6 separate regions of the Homo sapiens genome follow, and regions 2, 3, 4, 5 and 6 are each linked to region 1. The links are chromatin loops, found by intact Hi-C in ENCODE. Cell type or tissue: GM12878. All regions are shown on one strand. Region 1 has its middle 120 kb from the start of ZNF648. Region 2 has its middle 32 kb from the start of ZNF648. Region 3 overlaps LOC107985232 (a long non-coding RNA gene). Region 4 overlaps CACNA1E (calcium voltage-gated channel subunit alpha1 E). Region 5 has its middle 16 kb from the start of LINC01732. Region 6 overlaps CACNA1E (calcium voltage-gated channel subunit alpha1 E).

Evidence for each region. A loop is a pair of places that touch in the nucleus more often than their neighbours do. Peaks named below come from ENCODE experiments on the same cell type or tissue, not always from the same donor. Only the 100,000 strongest peaks of a DNase experiment are listed, where the experiment ranks them.
Region 2: it touches region 1 in a loop (4-fold over the local background); 2 of 110 quality-filtered maps call a loop at or near these places.
Region 3: it touches region 1 in a loop (7-fold over the local background); 3 of 110 quality-filtered maps call a loop at or near these places.
Region 4: it touches region 1 in a loop (4-fold over the local background); 8 of 110 quality-filtered maps call a loop at or near these places.
Region 5: a loop joins it to region 1, with 12 times the contacts of the local background. A loop is called at or near these places in 10 of 110 quality-filtered maps.
Region 6: a loop joins it to region 1, with 6 times the contacts of the local background. A loop is called at or near these places in 2 of 110 quality-filtered maps.

What each region holds. Positions count from the first base shown.
Region 1 is chr1:181,934,999-181,938,998 of GRCh38, reverse strand. No RefSeq gene overlaps it. Among named protein-coding and RNA genes, the nearest start is that of ZNF648, 120 kb to the left of the region's middle. In GM12878, a CTCF peak has its summit at 1,855 (motif pointing right); DNase peaks (open chromatin) are centred at 1,808 and 2,058; H3K27ac peaks cover 2,358 bases.
Region 2 is chr1:182,027,678-182,031,677 of GRCh38, reverse strand. No RefSeq gene overlaps it. Among named protein-coding and RNA genes, the nearest start is that of ZNF648, 32 kb to the left of the region's middle. RefSeq lists a silencer at 1,561-1,950. In GM12878, a CTCF peak has its summit at 1,589 (motif pointing right); a DNase peak (open chromatin) is centred at 1,947; H3K4me3 peaks cover 1,786 bases; H3K27ac peaks cover 1,395 bases.
Region 3 is chr1:181,428,731-181,432,730 of GRCh38, reverse strand. It overlaps LOC107985232 (a long non-coding RNA gene), which reads right to left. Exons shown (of 3, transcript XR_001738319.2): 2 at 1,400-1,514; 3 at 342-815. It also overlaps a transcript of CACNA1E not described here. Among named protein-coding and RNA genes, the nearest start is that of CACNA1E, 53 kb to the left of the region's middle. RefSeq lists an enhancer at 2,150-2,429. In GM12878, no CTCF peak of the experiment used is centred here; a DNase peak (open chromatin) is centred at 2,300; H3K27ac peaks cover 3,355 bases.
Region 4 is chr1:181,674,500-181,678,499 of GRCh38, reverse strand. The region is part of intron 7 of CACNA1E (calcium voltage-gated channel subunit alpha1 E); the gene reads right to left. Among named protein-coding and RNA genes, the nearest start is that of CACNA1E, 190 kb to the right of the region's middle. In GM12878, a CTCF peak has its summit at 2,019 (motif pointing right); a DNase peak (open chromatin) is centred at 1,999.
Region 5 is chr1:181,188,017-181,192,016 of GRCh38, reverse strand. No RefSeq gene overlaps it. Among named protein-coding and RNA genes, the nearest start is that of LINC01732, 16 kb to the right of the region's middle. In GM12878, CTCF peaks have their summits at 1,202 and 1,965 (motif pointing left); a DNase peak (open chromatin) is centred at 1,959.
Region 6 is chr1:181,502,529-181,506,528 of GRCh38, reverse strand. The region is part of intron 1 of CACNA1E (calcium voltage-gated channel subunit alpha1 E); the gene reads right to left. Among named protein-coding and RNA genes, the nearest start is that of CACNA1E, 21 kb to the right of the region's middle. RefSeq lists enhancers at 1,035-1,264, 1,685-1,804. In GM12878, a CTCF peak has its summit at 2,043 (motif pointing right); DNase peaks (open chromatin) are centred at 1,528 and 2,015; H3K4me3 peaks cover 1,119 bases; H3K27ac peaks cover 3,285 bases.

The sequences.
Region 1 (4,000 bases):
AAAAGCAATAAGTCCTTTTCAATTTACTCTCCTTTGGTTACCCCAGGCTGTAGATCACATTTTTCACACTAGCTAGGGAAGAATCAAACTACCTTCAGTTCTTTTATGGACAAGGCATCGTATAAAACACAACTTAAAAGATTGTTCCTTTAACTATAAAGTAATTAAAATGGACATTTATCTGATTTTTCTATATTTTGACAGTAGAGAAACACCAGACAGATCCTCTACCCCTTTCCTCTCATAAAGCAAAGATTAGGTGACTCGTATCTGTCACAGAGTAGTCGGTGTCAGAGAGGGGATGAGTGTCAAGCCTTCTAGCCCCTTGGCTGTCATGCTCGCTTTTAAGTGGCTCCTAACCTTTATGGGGTTGGACAGTGTCATACAGAGCTTTGAAAACTAGAGGAAAGCTAAGCCTTCTCCCTAGAAAAAATATATCCACATCCCCTTGTTTACTATGCCAGTGAGGTTCTGTGCCACCCATGTGTCCCATTCGATACAGAAATGATGAGAGTACATAGTTGGACAGTCCAACTAAGCCTCTGAAACTTAAGTTTTTAAGTTTTCGGTTATTAAGTTTTTTAGTCTCAATACCCTTTTACACTCTTAAAATGAATATCCAGGACTCTAAAGAGCTTTAGTCTATGTGGGGGGGGGGGGGGTAACGTCTCTCAATACTTAACCATATTCAAAATTAGAAATTTTAAAAATGTTCATTAAAAATAACAATTCTTGGCCGGGCGCGGTGGATCACGCCTGTAATCCCAGCACTTTGGGAGGCCTAGGCGGGCGGATCACGAGGTCAGGAGGGCGAGACCATCCTGGCTAACACGGTGAAACCTCGTCTCTACTAAAAGTACAAAAAATTAGCTGGGCATGGTGGTGGGTGCATGTAGTCCCAGCTACTCCGGAGGCTGAGGCAGGAGAATGGTGTGAACCCGGGAGGCGGAGCTTGCAGCGAGCCGAGATCGCACCACTGCCCTCCAGCCTTGGCGACAGAGCGAGACTCCGTCTCAAAAAAAACCAAAAAAACAAAACAACAACAACAAAACCAATTATTACATACACATAATAACGTATTTCAATAAAATAACTGTATTTTCCAAAAAAGTAATAAATGACGTTTTTTAAATTTTGCAAATCTTTATAATATCTTGCTTAATAGAAGGCAGCTCCATTCTCATATCTGCCTCTGTTTGAGTCTCATATCTGCCTCTGAGGACAGTGTAGGTCACATAGCCCTGGGAAGACTCCAGTGTACCCTTATAAGGGAATAAGAAGCCAAAGGCGGAATATGTCTTAGTATTACTATAAAAATAATTCTGACTTTGCAAAATCCCTAAAAGGTTCTTGGGACTCCCTGGACCACACTTTGCGAACTGCTGCTCAAACTCTATAAAGCATTAAGCCTTCAAAAGGTTCGTAGACATTAAACAAAAAGAAAGAAAAAGGCTGCATACTCAAATGACATTGAGAAAACAGGTTTCCTTTTTTTAACTTTTAAGTTCAGAGGTACGTGTGCAGGTTTGTTATATGGGCAAGTTGCATATCACGGCGGCAGGGGGTGCTGGTTTACAGGTTATTTTGTCACCCAGGTAATAAGCATAGTACCCGATAGTTTTTGATCCTTTGCCTCCTCCCACCTTCCACCCTCAAGGACACAAGATCATGTCCTTTGTAGCAACACAGAAGGAGCTGGAGGCCGTTATCCTAAGCAAACCAACACAGGAACAGAAAACAGGTTTTTATACCACAGGACTTGTGAGGCTTCCTGTTCAGGAGCACTAGGAAAACTACAGGTGCAGAAAGATGGAGGAGCTACTGCATTACACAAGATTGCCATTGGATGGCACTGCGGTTCCAGTCACAGGCAACCGGAGGCTCTGCATCAGGAAATGGCCCCTAGCTTGTGGAGGTCCACATGCCCCAGAGAGCTGAACTTACACAGGACACTGTTTTTGCTTTTTTTTTTTTTTTTTTTTTAATAGTGATTAAAGGTTTTCAGAGAGGGCAACATAAGCACGTTTCTTCTCAGTCCAGTGGGTGTTTTCCCCTTCACCCCCAGTTGTGGGCTTTCAGGTTGTCAAAATCAACAGTGAGGTTTGAAAGTACCTTCCAAGTTCATGACTCAGATTAGGAATCTGAGAAAGTCAAATGTGGAGATGACAGAGGCCCTGACCACAAAACATTAGTTATATGTAAAGGTCATGAAGAAACCAAGATGTTCTCAGCTAATATTCCCAGATCTGGCTAATACTGAGTTAATTTTACAAGAGTAAAAAATTAACTGGACTCCCCGAGAATATCTGCATTGAAGAGGGCAGTGCACATGAGGAAAAAGCTGTCCTGAGAGACCAAGGGCTCAGAGAGATGAGGGCTCCCTTCAGGTGCTAATAGGCTCTGCAAGAAGCCACTCAAATGATGGGAGAGCCTGATGGTGGTGGAGGAGTGACACACACTCTGGTCCATGGTGAGGCACTCAGCCTGATGGCAGTGTGGGGGTGACACATGTCCTGGTTCATGGAAAGACACAGAGAGAACCTGATGGTGGTGCGGAGGTGACACCCTGGTCCATGTTGAGGCGCTCACACAGAGAGCCTGTTGGCAGTATGTGAGTGATACATGTTCTGGTGCATGCTGAGATGCTCACACAGGCAGCCTGAGGGTGGTGTGGAGGTGACACATGTTCTGGTCCATGGTGACATCCTCACAAAGAGTAAGCCACTGGTGAACCATGAGCCGTCACTATTTTTCTGGGTTCTGCTGCTCTGTGCCAGCTGTCTAGCCGTGAAATTGGCTCTGGCTAGAACATCAACATTCAGAGGGTGGAGAAGGCCTCAGAACAAAGGTCTGGAGAAGGTTAGTGGCTGGGATATTTTTCAGGGCTTCAGTGTAGCATCTGAAGAGTGTTGGGGGAGAGTGTAGGCTTGAGAGGCCAGCTCCTGCCAGGTCTCAAGGAAATCTAGGCAGGCTGTGGAAGTTGGTCTTTGTCTTAGGGGTGGTAGAGAGCTACTGAAGGGTTGTAAGTCAGTGCTCTTGGATTTGCTATGTTCCAAAATGTTAATTGCTGTGATATGGAGATACAATTCATAAGGTGGTCAGTGACTATTAAGAGAGACAGGTATATACGTATAACTGTTTATACTTTCCTTGTGCTAGTTATTAACATCAACTTATTTAATCCTCTTTTCCTCCCAGTGAGGTAGGAAGTATTATCACCTCTTCTCTCTAGATGGGGAGACTGAGGCACAGAGCATTTAAGGGACTTTCCCACCATCTCACAGTCAATAAATGGTAGAGCCAGGATTTGAACCCAGTGAGTCTGGTTCCAGCAGCTATTTAACTACCCCATTATACTTCCTCACTAATTAAAGGGGGAAATGGCCTTGGAGTGCTATAGCTAGTTTGGAGACATCACTTGGGTACAGTGGGAACCCAAAGGAAAAAATGTCAAATCCTATTGGTATTGGGGTAGAGAAAGAGAGGGTGCAGTAAGACAAAAATTCATAGCTTGTGCTGAATCTGCCAGTGGAGTTTGTGTTGATTAAGTATATTGTGGGGTGGAGGAGAAAAGTGGGGGGACACTTAGAAGAAGCAAGGCTCGTCTCAGTACTGCAGGTAGTTACCTTTGTCCAGAGTCTAAGGAACTTGTAGCCACAGGTAAAGCTGGCCTGGTGATGACAGGGCGACATACCCCATGCAAAGGAATTCATATTTGTTACTAGTAAGCTTAGGTTGTTAGAGTCAATCCATTATTTCATACACGTCGAGATCATTTAGAAGGCTGCCTTTTCCAAATATTAGCCTTTTTGGGGTTCTGACATGGAAACTTGATAAAAATGTCATCATCCAATTCATGGTTTAAAATACTGATTTGGGACAGAAATCAGTTAGGGCAGAACCCCTGAGCAAAGGACATAAACCACAGCTTATGGCTAATCAATCAGTTACATAGTCACCCCACCATATTGTCGCCTGGTCCACATCTTCGTCTTATTCA
Region 2 (4,000 bases), 93 kb before region 1:
ATAATGGTTTCAATGACCGATCCTCAACTATCCCCCACCCCTTTCCATCAACCTCCTTGAGTTCATCATATCAAGATCTTCTTGTTTCCCAACAAGTCTTCATCAAGATTTACTCTCCAAGCTTTAGTTCCATCCACTCACCTACCCAACCTTAAAACATCTATTTATACATTTGTCCGTCCCTTTTCTCCCACGTATATGTCCATCCTTGTAGCTATTCCCTCGCCCACCTGTCTGTCCATCATCAATCCGTCCATGCTACATTTACAGAATATTGAGATAAAGGCATTGCCCTAACAACTTGATACAGGAATAAGTAAAGAGAGAATTATATCACGGTATAAAAAATGCCACCAAGGAGAAGCATCCCAGAACTCGATGGTAGTACAGTGGAAAGACCTGTACTTGGAGGAAAGATAATGGAACTTTCTAGGAGAGTTGATACATTGGCTGAATTTCGAAGGTAAAATAAGCATTAGGAAGGTAAAGGAGTATTATGTACAAAGACAAAGAGATATATGAAAGCAATATGAGTCTGGAGAAACTGTAATTTGACCTGACTAGAAGGTAAGTTGAATAATGAGAGATGACTGAAGAAGCAGACAAAGTGGAGATGGCAGATAGCCTTTCCTTCAGTTATGGTTTCAAACCCTATGAAGAAAGCTGTTGAGTTTCTATCCACCTGCATATTTTTTATTATTATTTTAGTTAGGTGTGCTTTTTTCAAAGATAAACACTCTATTCCTTTTGCTTCTTCCAGTTTTCAACTGAAGATGTGGAGACCTCTCCTCACAGATGTGTTTTGAAAATTTAAAAGCATTTTAAACAGCAACCTAAGTAAATTAATTATTCAAGACAAGACACAGACCTCTTTAATTGCTTCAAAGAAAGTAAAATACCGGGTAACTTGTCAGGTATTTGTCCAAATCTTCTTTTCCCACAACTTCTGCTCCAAAGATTATGCATTTAGTAATAATACAAAAATCTATTAACAATATTTAGATTAATACTAAAATTTAGTAATAATTTAGAAATCTCTAGTTTGAACTATTCATGAGGAAATTACAAACTACTACACATCTCTAACTGGTAGCATTCACATGCCAGCTGTGGTCTATTATTTGGTGACATGCGGGGACTGCTTCTAAGTTGTTTGAGGGGCTTCTATTTTCTGAATATATCAAGGACAAGATGATGTGACCTGCAGCCCATTGGGGGTCAAGGGGAAAGGTGGTAGAGGTGAGGGATAAGAGAAGTAAAATGTAAGTGCAAAGGCTTTATTCTCTCTGCTTATGGATCTTTCCTCATATCCCCGAACGGAGTCCACCAATTCTGCTTCCCAGTAAACAGCCTATGGGGCACCTGCCTGTAAATACCTGGAGCATCATCAGGTTGGGGGGCGGGGAATTAACAAACACCCTAAAGCCTTTGAGGTAGAAGCAACGCAGGCCCTCTTATAATGTGGGCCAACCGCCCGGCCCCAGGCTCCGCGGATCCCGCCCGGAGTGGTCTCCTGGATCCTCTCTCCTCGGGCGGGCGTCCGGTTCCCGCGCGCTCCAAAGGGCTGCCCGCAGGCCGAGACCACAAGGGGGCGGCGCCTGACCCACTCAGCGGGCAGAAAGCGCTGCCTGCTCCGCTCTCCAGGCGCCGCCCCGGCTCCCGGATGTAGGGTGCTCTCCGCCCGCCCCGCCCCCCGGGGGGTGTGGTGCCCTCCGTCCGCCTCGCCCCCCTCACCCGCAGGCCACCCGGCTTCCCACCGGATGGCGGCGGCCGGGTCCTGGAGGCCCGCAAGGCGGGCGCCGCTCAGCGATCTTCGCTGATGGGCCGCGGCGGTAAAACCTGCCCCGCCCACTCGCGGTAAGCAAAGGTACGGCCCCCCAGGCCCCGCCCCCTGTCCTGACAGATAAGCCTCCTGGCCAACCAGGCTTCTCATCTTCCTCTTAAGTTTTGCTCCGTATCCCCGCCCCAGCTTTGAGCCCCACCCCCAGCGGACAAGCTCCGCCTCCAGCCCGCCTCAGAGGAAAGTGAGCTACAGGATAGGAAGCTGCGGGTCTGCGCAGCCTGAGTGCACAGAGTACCTGTAATGCCTGTGGTGCCGGCCGGGAGGGTTGGGCCCAGAAGAAGGCAGACTAGCCCCTGCCCTGCCCAACTTCAGTCCAGCCAAAGAGAAGTAAACGAGGGAGTGGGTGTTAGGTAAGGAAAGTACCCTGACCGGACGGGTTAGGTGAGAAGGTTTCTTGGAGGAACTGAGACCGGAAGATGGAAGGAATTCGCTAGGCCAGAGGCGGGAGGGTGCCCAGGGGAGGGGACAGAGTTCCAGTAAGAGAAAATAGCAGGCCTCGGTGAGAGGATCACCATAGGTTCCAGAAACTAAAACAATTTTTGACCAATATGGCTGGAGCATAGAGTAGTCCAGCAAGAAATAAAGCTGGACAGAGAATGGAAGTCAGATTCTAGAAGACTCTAGAGGTTCACACCTCTAGAGGCTTTTAAAGTGGGAACGTGGCATAATCAGATCTACATTTCATAAAGGTCACTCTGCAGAGTGCATTGGGAGAAGATCAGACTAGGGACAGGAAAATCAGAAGACTGGCATTGATGTGGACTAGGATGGGGGCAGTGAGGATGAAGAGAGAGGGGTGGATTTGAAAGATGTTTTGCACATAGAATTAACAAATTTTGGATGAGGTGGCAGGGTAGGTGAGAATTCAAGAGAATGAAGAGTAAAGATGATTTATTTCTGCATCAGCAAGGTCAATGGTGACCATACAAGTTATCGCTCGCTCCCCTCCATATTTTTAGCACTTTCAGAGCTGTTACCTTACTGCCTTGAGTGTTTCTCTTTTGCGTAGAGAATTTATTGCTGTTCCAGATTAGAGCTTCCTTGAAGAAATGGACATCTTCAGGTTTTCCTTTGCTTAGATTGTACCGCAAATTACCCATTTGATCATTTGCTGAATGATCCAATGAATCAATGGCCCCAAGGGTTTGATCCTCAAAACTAAAAAAAAAAGCTGTCAGAAAGGCCAGTCCTCAAGAGGTACATTTATAGTCATGTGCCCCATAATGACATTTTGATCATCGATGGACTACATATATGACATTAGTCCCATAAGATTATAATGGAGCTGAAAAATTCTTATCACCTAGCGACAAAGCCATTGTAACACTGTACCGCAATGTATTACTCACATGTTTGTTGTGATGCTGGTGTAAACAAACCTACCATGCTGCCAGTCATATAAAAAGGTAGCACACATGATTATGTGCAATACATAATACTTCAAAATGATAATAAACGACTGTTACTGGTTCATATATTTACTGTATTATACTTTTTATCATTATTTTAGAGTGCATTCCTTCTACTTATAAGAAAAGTTAACTGTCAGCCTCAGGCAGGCCTTTCAGGAGGTATTCCATAAGAGCATTGTCATCATAGGAGATGACAGCTCCGGGTGTGTTATTGCCCCTGAAGACCTTCCAATGGGACAAGATGTGGAGGTGGAAGACAGTGACACTGATGATCCTGACTCTCTGTAAGCCTAGGCTAATGTGTGTGTTTGTGTCTGTTTTTAACAAAAAAGTTTAAAAATTAAAAAGTTAAGATATAAAAAGCTTATAGAATAAGGATATAAAGAAAAAAAAGTTTTGTGTATCTGTACAATGTATTTATGTTTTAAACTTATTATAAAAGAGTCATTTTTTTCAAGTTTATAAAGTAAAAACATTATGGTAAGCTAAGGTTACTGATGAAAGAAAAATATTTTTTCATAAATATAGTGAAACCTAAGTGTACAGTGTTTATGAAGTCTATAGTAGCGTACAGTAATTTTTCTAACAAAAATATATACTATTCACAGAATATTAAAAAGACTAGAAGATAAGGAATCACTTTTCTGATATGAGTCAATATTTGATCCTACATCATGTTATCACAGTAAAATAGAATCAAAGATTGACTCACCCCAGCATTATCAAAAGACCATGGAGGCCAGGC
Region 3 (4,000 bases), 510 kb after region 1:
AGTGAAAGCCACACAGCTAGTTAGTGAGAGAGGGGAGACCAAAACTCAGACTTCCCACCACCCTATCCAATCCTGTTGCCTCCTCACCCAACATACACATCAAATGTTTAATTCTGGAAGCATTTAAATGACATATTTGGTTTCTCTGTGGAAAATTGATGTTATTTTTATCTGATGTTCTGTACACTTGGAACAACCAAAGGATTTTTTTTCTCAATGTCCTTTGTTACTTTGAAAACTGTCTTTGTGAAAACATTTTTTTGTTATTTTATTTTATTTATTTATTTTTATTATACTTTAAGTTTTAGGGTACATGTGATTCAGTTGAAACGATACATGAATGAAAACATTAAAAAATTTTTTTATTAACAGACATGCCAGTGGACCTGGGTGCTTGATGTTACTTAACACAGGTATCATTTCCACTTTTTCCCTCTGCTCCAAGCCACAGGGAAACTCAGCCATTTCCAGGGCCCTTGGCTTCAGGAAGGTCTCTTGATAAAAATTAAACTAGATCCCACCATTTCATTTAGGGGCATATTCTTTGTTTGCATTGGTTTTGTGTTGAAATGATAATATTTTTGGTGCACTGAATTAAATCAGGCCAAGGAGGTATCATCAGAAGTTACTAGGTGGGCTGTAGGGAAAGTTCTTCCAAAGGGGGCTGACTCCAATATCAGGCTTCCTTTTGCCCTCAGGTCTGCCACTTGGTCGATCGGCGATGCAGGAAGCCACACTAAAGATGGCAGGGTGGGCAGACCCTGTTGACATCAGAGAAGTGCCCCACCAGGCCCAGGCTGCCTCCTCCTGACTTGCTGTAATGAGAAAAATAAAACTGCAATTTGTTCTTCAGGTCACTCTACTCCAAAAGTCAAATAAAATTTCTGATACAGGAGCCCTGTATCTCTTATCTGTCCATCACATAGAATGAAAGGGTTTTAGGAGAAGACTATTTTAAAATGCAGGAATTTGCCCAAATCTCTGATTTGACCCAGTCAAAATCCTTGTACTAAAGAATCCTGCAGAATGCCAGGCAAAGCAGGCTCCATGCAACTGCAGAGACCTTCCTGAAACCAAGGGCCCTGGAAATGGCTGAGTTTCCCTGTGGCTTGGAGCAGAGGGAAAAAGTGGAAATGATACCTGTGTTAAGTAACATCAAGCACCCAGGTCCACTGGCATGTCTGTTAATATCCTGGACCAGGTCATGAAGGAAGTAGAAGCTACCCTACTTTTCTTTAACTTTTAACTGTCTGCAACCCAGATCAAGCCACCCAGCCAATCTCTGGCATCCATCACCCTGGAATATACCAATGCCATCTCAAAAGAACTCCTATTTTGGGAACCACCCTTTGAAAATGTCAAGAGCTGTGGGTGTCTTCAAAATGGTGAAATTACTTACCTCTGAGTTTCATGGTCAGTATATGTTGCCATCAAAACCGAGTCAAAACAGCTGGATAACCAAGACAGCATACACACTGCCACATCAAAACTCACTCCGCAATTTCAGCTTCTTACTTAAAGAAAACAACAACAATCTTCTATTGAAATTTACTTTAAAGCAGAGCTCCAATTTACCTTTTGTTTTACTTGCACAATTTGAATTCTTTTTTTTTTATTTTTTAAACATTTTTCCTAAAAAAAATTGAGAGGTATAATTCTTTGGAATATCATTTTTCTATTTCATATATGTAAAAGAAATCAATAAAATAAGTTATAGGAAAATTTGTTCCTGGTGTTATGCATGTGTGTGTGTTTCTAGAAATCTAATGTTATTATTGCAAAGCACATATTGTCCTATAGATGGTGAAAGTGAGGTTCAGGAAGGCTAAGTAACTTATGTAATATCAGACAGCTAAGAATTACTGGGTTCAAATCCAGATAATGCCCCCTCTACATCCAACTATCCCAGGACTCAGCCTCAGAGTCATAAGTTATGATCCAGTTGAGGGAGGAGAAAAGGAAAAACTAGTTGGGCAGACAGCTAAAGCTTGTCTTTGGTAAAATTCTTTCAAAATGAAAGACAGCCTGAAAAATCAAGCTACAGGCACAAATAGAGCAGCCTGGGGAAAACTCAGGCTGCAGCTGCACAGACAAGCAAGTAAGGCCCAACATAGCAGCCTTTGTTCTTGGTGTAATCAGTGGGCTCCCACAGAAAGGTTTCCTCCTCTTTTCGGGCATGTACACAGTGGGCTCCATGGGAACTTGCACAGGGAGGTGGGGGACCTACCCAAAACATAACCACAGTAACCCGAACAAGAGAAGCTGTGCTTTGTGCTTGCCTAAGGACATGCCCGCAGCTGCACAGATAAGGGGAATTACACAAACAGCTACAGAGATGAGGGGAGTTTCTTATAAAAGCTTTTGAATTCAACTGTAAAAAGGCAACCCTCTTTCGGGTCCCCTCTGTGGCAGAGGACTTTCTTCTTTTGCTTATTAAACTTTCGTTCTAACCTCACCCTTTGTCCACACTCCTTAATTTTTTTGGTCATGAAACGAAGAACTCCGGGTGATGCCTTACAACGAGAGACTGCTACATTGTGGTGCATTGGTAAGACTGTCACAGAATGAGCTCTGTCCCCTTACTGTATGTGCACAGAGATCCAGAACCTTTCAGAGATGTTCCAGTTGCCTTCTAACTGATCCAGAAAGGCAGCTTAGTCCCAGAAAAGAGTATGTAGAGGTCATCAGATGATCTCAGACAGTCTGCTGTGTCCCAAAAGGGAGATAGGGGGATTTGCTCCTGAAAAAGGCTGTGTCTGGCTGGGCAGGCCCCATGAGCACAAGGTACCTGCCCGCCCAGTTGCCATGGGTCTCAATCAATGGTTCTTAAACTAATCAATCACCTGAAGAGCTTGTAAAATATATACATCTATATACATCTTCCTGTTAAAACTTCACCTAAGATGAACTGATCTGAATCTTTGAGGGTTGGGGTCTAGACACCCATATTTTTTAAAAGCAGACTGGGAATGGGAAAGGCAGGGTCATTGGGCAGCTTACTGTGTAAATGGCTGTTCTGTCTTCCCGGCCACAGCCTGGGGGAAGCAGGACAGAGCCTAATAACAAACATGAGTAATAATCATACTAAGCACCTCACACACAACCCTGAATGCTGGTGTCCTCAGCCCCAGAAAGGTTAAGAGATGTGCCCAGGCTCCTGAGCAATAGACCCAGGCAAACTAATTCAAATGACTTTTCAGCTTCCACCAACTCTGCTGCCTGAAACTTCTTGAGAGGCGCCTGAGACAGCAGAGCTACGCATAGATGCTGGTGGAGATGAGGGCTCAAAGTAGGAAAGACTCAGAGCCTCCACTGTGTGGAGAGAGATTGGGCAGAGAGGCAGGCACCGCAACAGAGGAGCACCCTTGGGGAGCAAGTCCTGGCTGGTGTTCTAGATGGTTCTGGCTGCCCAGTATGGAGCAAACCAAAATAAGGACCACCTCTAATCCACATTAAAAAGGGCCCAGAGAGGTGAAGAGGCCTGGCCAAGGTCACGCAGCTTCCTATAGGTAGTTTCCTTTACAGAAACAATTCTTTTTTGTTTTTTTTAAGATGGAATCTCACTCTGTTGCCCAGGTTGGAGTGCAGTGTTGTGATCTCGGTTGACTGTAACCTCTGCTTCCCAGGTTCAAGCGATTCTCTTGCCTCAGCCTCCCAAATAGCTGGGATTACAGGCGTGTGCCACCATGCCCAGCTAATTTTTATATTTTTAGTAGAGATGGGGTTTCACCATATTGGCCAGGCTGGTCTTGAACTCCTGACCTCAAATGATCCACCCACTTCAACCTCCCAAAGTGCTGGGATTACAGGCATGAGCCACCGCACCCGGCCTCCTTTACAGCAACATTTCTTGAGCAACCCTATGTGAGCCTGGCCATGCACCAATGCCAGATTTAATGATATCCTTTCCAGGAGTGTGCATGTTATGAAAGAGGGCCATGGGTTAGAGTAATATTGATACGCAATCAGTCTTCCTGGGGTCAGTCCTCCCCATCAAAGG
Region 4 (4,000 bases), 260 kb after region 1:
AATAAGAAAAGTTCTAACAGGCGGTTAACACTTTATAAACAGTACCTGTTTTATTATCATTATTGTTATTATATATAGCCCATTGCTACTGCTCCCAGACAGTGGTGCCTTTTCAGGTGAATGGTGACTTTGTTTCTGATTTCTCATTTATCTAGAAGATAACAACAAAAAAGCTCTTTTAAAAAAATAACATGCATCCTGATATCCAATCTCAAAGCCATGGTCTGGGTAGAATAAACACTCTCTCAGTCCTCTTTTAGAGACAGCCTATCCTAACTTCTGTGCTGGGCAAGTCTGCCACAGTTCAGAGTGGCTGGCAGAGGGGCACCACTAGAGCCCTCATGCTGGGGCCACTCAGAGTTCCTAGAAGATTAAAGTTGAAGAGGCAGCAGAGAACCCAGACAAGCAAGTGTCCTCATCCACAGAACAGGCCTGCAAGCTAATCTTCCCCAAATACTATGTCCCGCATGGTCATCCTGCCCCCTCCATCCAGCACCCACAGTAACTCTCCTGCCTTAATTCCCTCTGCTGTGAGGTCCTCCATGATCTAACCAGACCTAACTAAACCAATGATGTTCCCACCACTCTCATATTCAATATCGTTTTTATCCCACAAATAAATTAGGGCCTGCCTCAAAGTTGGGGATCATCCTGTTATTCCTAAAACTTCTCCCCCAAAACCCACTCTATGACACCCCTGGGCTTATATAAGTTCCAGCTACCTTTCAAAGCCCTGTTCAAATCTCACCTCTTCTACAAAACTGCTCTTACATGATAGAAACCACAGTGGTATCTCCAGCCCAGAATGCCTATTTCAGGGATCACCCATATGAAAAGATGTGGCAGGTTTCAGCTTTCTGTGGGAGGAAATAAGCCCCCAAGACAAAGGACCAGGTTTCATACTTCTTTTGAATTCTCCTGTGTTTGGTGATCAGGAAATTGCACACTAGCCAAGTGTACTATGAACATAATTTGTGTTTTGTGACTACTCTTTTCCAACTGACCTGCGATATAAATATCTAAGGTGCTAGAATTGCTGGATGTCTTGAAGGTGACAAAAATCACATCTGAGATTGTATTGTATCATTTAAAATTACATGTTTAAAGGGGGAAAAGACTTTCTAATCATGTATAGCAGTGCTGTGGGGATCAGTATACAATTTTCCTTTTATTCCCCTCCTGATTATGAAACCAGCTGAGACACGGGACATACTGGAGTTAGATAAATAAAGACAAAAAATAATCAGTTTCATTTCTGATAAAGCAAGTTGGAGAACATGACTTTAGATCTATCATCTATCTTCTAGATCTATCCTGAGTGTATACCCCAGAATTTTGAACCATCCAGTCATAGGAACAACCACAGAAGCCCAGTCCTACCCTATTACAGGGCACTGTCCCAGAAGCTACAAGCAAAAGGGAGTAGAGAAGATACGTTCCTGGAGGGCCGGCCAGTTCTAAAGAGGAGGAAGAAGCTGAGAGGAGCACAGCCAGTTCTTCTAAATCCATCTATTACAGTTCAGGAGGAATGAGCAAAGGATGATGACAAAGGCCTAAAAAGTGTTTTCTGGAGGAAGTTCTTCCACCAAGAAATATAACAGAGAAAAGGAGGTTCCCCTCACTGACTAATGGTTCTAAACTATAGGAAGCATTATGCAAATATTAACTACTTAAGTGGTTAACATCTGAAAGAAGCTAAAAACTTAATAGATTTAATCTTTGCTGATACACAGAACTCACACAATGATTTGCTTATTTCACTGAGAATTGCTGTCCTCCATAGGGGATATTAGTTCACTTATACATCATCCACTCAACTTGACATGTATTGCCAAACAGCTATTCGTTGGAGTCTAGCCGGAGCACATATATACTAAGGAGGGCTTCATGCTTCAGCTGGAACTAAGCACTCATTCATTCAACATATATTAATTACTGTGTGCCAGACACAGAGCTTGGTGGTAGAGACATCATAATGTACACCCTAGATAGTCTCGTGGGCAACAATATCAAACAAGCACAAGGGGGCAGCAGGATCCCCACATTCAACCAGTTCTCAGAACAAGTGCCTTAACTGATGGATTGGCTCAGATGCTGTTAAACACCGATTATATTATGGAAACATATGTAGTGCAACGTCCTGGCCATTATAATGAGGAAAACATGAACACGACTTGAACCAGGACAAGGGATACCAAGGGATATCTTCATTAAAATACACTTTTAATAATAAATAATTCTAAGATGCTGTGGGTGCATTTCCAATTTGAGTATGGTGGGCAAAAACATCATTACCTACAAATCCTTCTTGGCTTTCACATTCTGCACTTCTCAATGCTTCCTTCTTTTGTATAAGCCTCGCACAGCTCTGGGACACTTTGCTGGGGAGAAGAGCCTTATAGTTCTAACGAGTGCCCAATAATGGGGATTTTACATTCTATACCATGGTGGTAAGAGTGACACAGCACACACTGTCGCTTGGGCTACAGTGAAATTCATTGAAAAGAGTAAAGCTGAGCTATAAGAAAGGGCGGGTGGGAGGGAGGAAAGGGAGGAGAAACGGAGCAGGAAGACAGCCTGGCTTGCAATGGGTTCTCAAGCACAATGCACTTCACACACAATGCATGAGGTCTTTTTTGTCAAAATCCCTTAGCTGCGCATTGTCCAGAGCCCGGGAGGCTGCAAAGGCATTCCAACCCCTGACGGCAATCCCGCAGGCTCTGCCCAGGTCAGCCAGGAGCAAGCAGCTTTGACACTCCCAACACACAGAGGGTGACAAGAAGGGCTCACAGCCTCTTCAGATGTATCCTTTGCTTCATGATCACTGTTTTATTATTTTTATTATTTTAATTCTTTCCCTTTTGAGCTTCTCTGCCTTCCCATGCAAAACTGGTTCAGAGATGCCACTTTTGGAGCTCATTATGTTGTCATGGCAACTAGAATTTTCAAAGTTTATTTCTCCTCCTCTTCTCTCCTCCATGAACTCTCCTTCCCCATCCCCTTCTCTTAACACATATACGTTTTGCATAAGAAACAAAACATGGAAGAAAATAAGACCTATAGCAGCACCATCAGGTAAATTTTTTCTCACACGCTATTTTCTCACACGCTCTTAGCACAGCATGTCCCTACTGGGTACGTGAAATTACCCCTGTTCCCACTGTCTCCAATTAATATTCTTAGACTCCCAGTCACCCATGATGTTTCGGAGCAAGGCCTTGGGTAGCAGCCATCAGCTGTGCCTCCTCCTCTTTTCCTCCTCCTCTCTTCCTGCAGAGAGAAGCAGATATATTCCTTCCTGCTTATATAAACCACGAACATGCTGTGTCTTATTTGTCATTTGTTAGTCCCTGAAAACAACAACAACTGTGGATGAGGGAAAGTGAAAACACCTCAGATGCACTTCACAGGGGATCTCTCTGGAGACTGGAGGAATTACAGTTGGCAAAACAAAAGGAAAGGAAATCCCCAAAGAAAATTTGCTAAATTGATTGTTTAATTATAACACTAACCTTTGCTATCAAAGACCAGGTGAGACAGAGAGGGAAAAGGAATCGAAACAGGAATGAGAGAGCCTGAACTTCCACACTGAACATAAGCCACCTAAGAAAGGCAGTCACCCTGCCACCTGGGGGACACTCATGCCCTGGCACGCTGAGCTGGCACCTGCAGGTGAAATGCTTGTTTGGTCCACAGAGCTGCTAGAGGGGTGGCACTCTGCAGACCTCTGCTCTCTCTGTGCTGGGGTGTAGAGAGAGACTTGAGAGAGATGGTCAGGTCAAGCCTGTGGCAGAGTCCCTCTGTCCCCCTGAGAGCCCACACCCCTGCTGCACTGCCCTCGCAGGAAGAGGTCAGATAACTGGCCCAGAAAACATGGGAATTCGCAGCTGAGGGGGCATGGAACATTCAGATGAGGCCTGGTCCATATTAGGGGGACTGTGTCCAGGGGCTCTAAGACAGAATGACCCTCTGGCTACTGAGATCCAGTATTTTTAATTTA
Region 5 (4,000 bases), 750 kb after region 1:
TTTGAGAAGCTGGGAGGAGCCAGGGACCTGCTCATGTCTGTGATACAGACCCCACCCCTAAACTGTCCTCTACAGATATACAGCCAGGGCAGGGGGCTCCAGGTGCCCAGGGGATGTGCTCAGGGTGATCCTCCAACAGCCAGCCCTCAGACGGCACATGGTTCCCAGGAAGGACTTTGAAAAGCTGAAATCTCAACCAGCCATGCAGGCTCCTTGGGAAGGATCCGTGCAAGGGTCCACAGGTCCACCCTCCCCAGGCTCACAGAGAAGGCCCAGGCTGAAGGGTGGACCACATGTTTCACTCGCACAGGACTATAGCTTTGGGTTTGAAAGGGACACACTTATTGAGTACCTACTATGTGCCAAGCTCTGTACTAGACACTGGGGATACAAAGATAAATGTGACATAGTCCCTGCCTTCAAGGAGTTCGCAGTTCATTGGAAAAAACTGACATAAAATCAAATAATTAGAATGCGTAAGGCCATTCTAAGGATTAAATGTAATTAATTGTAGTTAAGTGGGAGACAACACTAAGTCATTTAATCCTCACACGAACAGCCTGGGAGAGGTGGTGTTGGCCCATTTTACAGGTGAAGAAAGTGAGGTTACATTGGTGAAATCACTTGCCTCAGGTCATACAACTAGGGAGAGACACTGCCGGCGGAGTGCGGGAGCACCACACAGCCTGGTGAGAGTCACTTCTGGGCCTCTCTTCCCAGCTGTTTGCTCTGTGGTATCTCACTGGTGGCTTGAAACCTACCAACAGATGGGTCACAGAAATCAGCAAACACTACAAAGCAGGTGACAGCCTGGATTCAGATTCCAGTTTGAAACTAAAGACTCCCTCCAGTCTCCCCTAGAACATTCTCTGATTTGAACCACCCACTCCTTCTAAAAAGTCTGCCTCCCCAAGAGACTCACAGCAGCTTGCCCTGGACAAGACCAAAAAAGACAATGGATGTGGTCCGCCTTGGGAGTCCCCAAGGGCTGTGCAACAAAGTCAAGTCACCGTCCACCCTTCAGCTCTGAGCTAGAATCTCAGCAGACACATCTGGGCCAGGTAAGCCAGTGGGCCTGGGATGGGAGGGATAGAGTGGACCAAGAGGAAGAGGCGGCTGCGAGGGAGAGCGCGTTCATTTCTCTAGAACGCTCATCTGGAGAACGTGGTTAGTGTGATTAGTTGAGTAATCTCTGTCTCCCCCACCAGGTCCACAAGGACAAGGACTGTGGCTGGCTTCACTAACCACGGTAGTGCAAGCACCACACCTGGGCAGCAGGAAGCCCCGCACCAAGATTTGTTGAGTGAATGAATGAGGTAGTGAATGAAGCAGGAGGCCATAAACGCTGAGGGTGTACACCTGCCTCCCTCCCGCATCTCCTACCCACCCTATGAGGAGGGAGGGGAGGCAGCAGGAGAGCTGGGCTACCTGGGGTAGAGTCCAGGTTCTGCTACTTACTAGGTAACCTGTGCCTCTGCGTCCTCCGCTGTAAAACGGGGTCTGTGGGGTTGTCCTGAGAATTAAATGAGTTAACATTTGTAAAGTACCTGGCACGCAGTAAGCGCTATATGTGCTAAACAGATAAGGAAGATACCCCCGCCCCCCAACCCTCCACTCCCCAGATCACTCTGTGGGCAGAGACCGTTTTCTCCTCTGCTCTTCCAAGGTAACGGTTCAGCCCGTTCCACCCCGAAAGGGTTTCCCTGGGGAAAAGAACCACCGCCTTGTCAGAGCTCCGAGCGTCCTCCCCTTCCCCACACCCCGTCCCACCTCCAGCGTCCCCACCCACCCACCTCTGTCTCTCTGTAAGTGACCCTGAGCCTCGTCCAGCTCCGCCAGGCCCCCAGGCTCGCGGAAGGGGCCCCAGCAGCCCCGCTGCGGGCTGGGGGTCCGGGAAGCTGCAGGCTGGACGCACCGCCCCAGTCAGCGCCAAGGCCCGGCCCGCACGCCGCGGGCGCCACCCAGTGGCCATCTGCGGAATCGGCGGCGGAGGCGGCCTACAAGAGCCTGGAGGCCCAGAGGGCACCCGGGGTGACAAAAGGGAGAGAAGGTGGAAGGAAGGGCGTAACACCGAAGGGACTGCTAGTCTGTAGGTCATAGAGCAATTCATTCAGTCCAGGAACAGTGATCCGTGGGGAGGGCTGCACGGGCGCCGGTGCGCAGAGCCTGCAGGGGCCCTTTTCTCTCTGTGGGTTAGATATCCCCGGCCCCAGGTGACCCCTCCTGTAGGACAATCTCTGGCATGAGTCTGAGGTTCCTGCTCCTGGAATCCCTGGCTTCCCTGTGCCAAGCGCATTACACCCACAGCGCCACAGCTCTGGGCTGATGAGAAGACAAAGACGGGACTCTACACCCTGACGTTGGAGAAGCGCCTCGCTCCCTGGCTGAGGTCTCTGGGGAATAGCATTTGGCGGAGACTCCAGGTTCTAATCCCAGCTATGCCCTGACTCTACGTGTGCCCCAGCCCATCTGTGCCTCGATGTTCCCATCTGTGGAAAAATGATGATAAAAATAAAAAATCTACCCAACCTCCTTTCCGGAGGTGGGGGAGGTGAGGCTTGCACGAAATAATGCTGACGAAAGCATTTTGAAGACCAAAAACCATGGTATTCCAAGTTTCTGATCTGTGATAGCTTTAGTAACCAGGTGAATACAAGAAATTACAAATACACTTACTTAAAGAGTAAGCCCCTCAAGTTCTGACATTAAAAACTCAAACAGGAGACTTTTGTTTGGAGGGGAAAGAAAGGAGCATGCAGTTGAGATCCAAAAATACGAAGTTCCATATGGGAAATTTAAATGATCTTAAGGATTTTACTATATAAAATTTAGAAGGCAGCTCACTCTTCAGGAAACCAGTAGAACAGACATTACCATCCCCAAAGACATTTGGAGGACAAAGGAAAAGCCAAAAGTTAACTAGGATCCTACTTGATCTACTTCAAAAGCACAATCACAGAACCTCACAGTGACCTAGGACATCCCAACAGCCACCAGCATCTATTCAGAGTGCGCATGAACACCTCCACCTGCCCACTTGTACAGGGCTATTCCTTGTACAAGAACAAATCCACCTGCAGACCCCATTCTGATAGCCACAGCAGTGGAACCCAGGCCCCTGACTATTGGCCCAGTATCATAAGAATGAAGCTGTCCCCCATTTCAGAGTTCAGACCTGGAATCTCAAGGCAGGATGAGAATTGACCCCAGAGTGAGGGAGAGAGGCACCCCTGACCCAACCTCTACCCCCGAAACAGAGCAGCGAGCCAAACAGCATTCCCTCACTGACTGGGTACCATGGGTAGCAGCTGCGGGGAAAGCGAGACCACCTGCTTCAGGAGAGAGGATTGGGGCAAGCTGAGCAGGGGCCCAGCACCTGGCAGGGCAGACCCGAATGAGGGATTTCAGCTCCTTTGATTAACACATCTCCTCAAAGTCCTTTTTATTTTTTTTATTTATTTATTTATTTATTTATTTATTTATTTATTTTGAGATGGAGTCTCACTCTGTAGCCAGGCTGGAGTGCAGTGGCGCGATCTCAGCTCACTGCAACCTCCGCCTCCCGGGTTCACACCATTCTCCTGCCTCAGCCTCTCAAGTAGCTGGGACTACAGGTGCATGCCACCACGCCAGGCAAATTTTTTATTTTTTGTAGAAACGGGGTTTCGCCATGTTGGCCAGGATGGTCTCGATCTCTTGACCTCGTGATCTGCCCACCTCAGCCTTCCAAAGTGCTGGGATTACAGGCGTGAGCCACCTCACCCAGCCCCAAAAGTCCTTTTTGACATGCAGGGTCCTATGCAGATCCTAGCAGCCTCCTCCTCCTCCCTTCCCCCTCTCTTACTGTCTTCCTTCTAAGTAGAGAGGGTCACATACACCATCACAGCCTGTGTACTTCTGCTTCACCGTGTTTTTTCCCCAGTTTGTTCTGTTTCTCAGGCTTTTCTTCCCCCTTACATCACATGGTGCCACACAATATCTGTTTCCTCTGTGGTCCTCC
Region 6 (4,000 bases), 430 kb after region 1:
TAGCAGAGCCCATGGTATATAGTAGGAGCTTAGTCAATGTTCAATGCAGGTAAGAATGAACATGAGGCATTCACTAAGGAGCCATTACAAAGACAGGGCTTTGCTCACCCACTCTGGCCTGAGCCATGGCTCCTGCTCACTCCCACCCTTGCAGGCTGCCTCCGAGGCACCACTCCCATTTCTTCCCGACAGCAAAACTTCACACCCCAAAGCAATGGCTCTGCTACATCCCCAAAGTGAAGAGCCTAGACGGCAAATAACACCCACCCACCAGTCAAGCTAGTGCCCCTCAACCTGGCAGACTGGACAAAGACATGACTTAGAAAGGTCAAAGGGAGCTCCGAGTCGCCACGGCCTCAAAGACCATCACCCTTCATGGCAACCACAATCAGGGACAAGATGGAAGTCTGTCCAGGACTCTGACTCTCTGTTCTAGAATTCAGTGACACTCATTACACTCTGTGCCTGACACTGTGCATATTTTAGGGAAGAATATCTATCCCTGGTATCCAGATTGCTTGTGTTTTGAAATCTTGAACAAATGGAGATGATGGGGCAGTAAGGACTGGGAGCCCCAGGGCAGGACCTTGCCTGCCTCACTCACCACTGTACTTGGCACACAGTGGGGCCCCGGTAACTGTTATTTTATTAATAAATTAATATTCAATTGATAAATGAATCATACAGGGAAACTAGAGCCAGAGGTATCCTTACAAAAGGTACCCACACTCTCCACACTGTATACCCATTTGAACTTTTTATACTGTCCACTGTAGACACACATGACCTATTTAAAAAAGAAAATAAACCAGCATACATGGAAGATCCCTTTCATGTTTAAAAAAAAAAAGAGAAGGCCAGGTGCGGTGGCTCACGCCTGTAATCCCAGCACTTTCAGAAGCCGAGGTGGGCAGATCACGAGGTCAGGAGATCAAGATCATCCTGGCTAACACGGTGAAACCCCATCTCTACTAAAAAAAATACAAAATGTTAGCCAGGCATGGTGGCACGCACCTGTAGTCCCAGCTACTCAGGAGGCTGAGGCAGGAGAATGGCGTGAACCTGGGAGGCAGAGCTTGCAGTGAGCTGAGATCGTGCGACTGCATTCCAGCCTGGGCAACACAGCAAGACTCCGTCTCAAAAAAAACAAAAACAAAAAAAAAGAGAAGGGAGAGAACAAGAAAAAATTCTGTCTTGCTGGAAGGATGATGAGTCTTCTCTCGGTAGCAGGGTTATTTTCACTTTCTTCTTTACTCCTCTAACCATTTTCTGAGTGTTCAAATGAGCATGTGTTCATTTATCACTACAAAATCAATTAAAGCTATATGTATCCTGAAAAGAACAAATCAACACAAAAACCCATCCCAACCTGAGAGTGAGGAGGAATGCGATGGCCAGAGAAATCAGAAAAAGACTTCGGAGAGGATTAAATGCAAGAGAATGAAGGGACCTGGCCAAAATGAGGAAATGACCATGAAACCACTTTGAAACTTGCAAAAGACATCTTCCTTCCTGCCTTCCCTCCTGTACCAGCTCACTGCTCACTAGAGGCCTCATTTCATAAACTTTACTGGCAATCTCCTCAAACACCCCTTCACTCCTCGTTCCCTCTGAGCCCATTAATGAGGACCTGTGTTGCTCCAACTCTCTTTCTAGTCTAGCAGTTTCAAGACAATCATTAGGGAAATGATAAAAATAGGTTCACTTATTGATTTATCTCCTTTACCCAATGCTCCTTCCTTTGAATGGTTGACTTGTTTCCTTAGCAACATGGCTAATTTGAGCAGCACGACGTGGCCTGCACACCTGCCATTTGTTCATTTCCTTCTTGAAGCACAGAAAGCTGGGGCAAGGGTGGTGATGCTGGTTCTGCTGTCACCGGAGCCCTGGGGGCCTGGCCTGGAGCTGAGCTCTTCATCTGCCTGAGCCTGAAAAGCCTCCTCATCATCACCTCTCAGGTACAGATCTGTAGGTACATGCTTGGGAAGGACTTAGGCCTCAGGCAGTAAATATTGGGTGTCCCCAGGCAAACATGCATCTCTATCACCACCAGGGGGCTCATCCTGAAGACCTCTGTACTTAGCTGTCTCCTCCCAGAGCCTATGACATCCGAACACTAAGAAGGCCATGCTCTGACAGGCAGGCAGATAGAATGCTGTGCACTCTCCCAACTTCAGCCTAATGCAGAATATGCTTTTGTGGGGAGCAGTCGGTGGGCACTCAGGCACTTCCTGGAAACTCCTGGGGGGGTATAGAAGAGTCCACAGTCTGAGGGGAGGCATTCCTCAGCCTCCTTTACCCATTTCCACCCCTCACCCCAGACCCTACAGGAAGACCTGTCTCCTTTTCTCCCTTCAGTCTCATGTTTTTGGATGTCTAAATCCAAGAGATGTAACAGCCTCAGAGGATGGCATGGACACCTTCATGCATGTCTTTCCACCTCTTCTTCATGTGCACATAAATATCATCCTAATAAGTGGACTTTGACTCAAAGACAGTAACAGAGAAAGAGCCTTAACTAGTCTGTGATTCCCTATTAGCATGACACCAAATAGACATTTTACATATGAACAGGAATGAAATACAGCTATCCAAGCCTTCCGTGTAACTTCAGAATCTTCTTCAAGACCTGGAATGCAATGGAAAAAATGTAGCTTGGTAAAGGAAACCAGAGCCAGGCCTCCGACTGCAAAAGCTGTCCCAACACAGTACTCAAGAGTCAATGAAGGGTTATGACCATCCATTCCCACAGAACCAAACAAGAAATACAAAAGGACTGAAGCCTAAAATGATACCGGAATCTGAACTCCCTCTGAAAACTGTAAAGTGTTGCACAAATACAGTTACTTTCAGTATCCTACTAACTCAATCTTTCAGCATCTACTGTGGCTCAATACTTTGGGGAAAGCATCTGTTGGTGGTTACAGCCTCCAGCCCTCAGGAGTGGGCTGGCTGGCTGTAGCCATGGACTGACACAGAGGAGACCAACTCCAATAAAGGATTTAAAAGAAAATTATGGTAATGGGCCTCCAGGAAAAGAGCAAAGACATTTGGCCCAGAACCTCCTGAGAATATGGAAAGCGCATCCAAACACCAGTCCCCAGAGGAGGATTTATGAAGCTGATGGCTCTGATGCAATCTCTCCCAGTGATTAGAAGGGATATTAATCACACCCCAGGCCAGGGCTAAGAACAGGAGGGGTTGAACCATCACAGAAGTCTGGCTCCAGTTCCCACAGACCCTGATGGAAATGCAGTGAGATCATGCTGGTGAGATCATATGACCCTCGTCTGAGCCGACTGAGAAAGATACATCTGTCCTGGAGGGACGAGTAATGCCGAAGACATAAGACCTTGTGCCTAAAACCCAGACATAGCAATAGTTATGACCATCACTTCAACAGTGTGTCTGCATCCCTCATGGTCTTCCTCACCTTCCTAGAAGCAGACATTCTTACAGAAATCTCTGCTTCCTAACCTGTCTACACAAAAGGAAAATTCAAACCAGCCCTGTTCAAACAGGCCTGGCCTGGCCAGGCACAGTGGCTCACGCCTGCAATCCCAGCACTTTGGGAGGCCGAGGCGAGTGAATCACTTGAGGTCAAGAGTTCAAGACCAGCCTGGCCAACATGGTGAAACACTGTCTCTGCAATTAATACAAAAATTAGCCAGACATGGTGGTGGGCACCTGTAATCCCAGCTACTTAGGAGGCTGAGGCAGGAGAATAGCTTGAACCCAGGAGATGGAGGTTGTGGTGAGCCGAGATCATACCACTGCACTCCAGCCTGGGGGACAGGGTGAGACTCTGTCTCAAAAAACAAAACAAAACAAAAAAAGAACAAGCAAGCAAAAACAGCCCTGGCCAGTCCAGCTCCCTTCCTGGAGGGATGTTTCACATTTTCTCCAGATCATGGCATAAAGTAGAAGTCAGTATGAGGTAAAAAGATGGAGAGCCAAGAGGGCTTTCTAATGCCTCTCAGCAAGCCGCTCCACCCTGCCC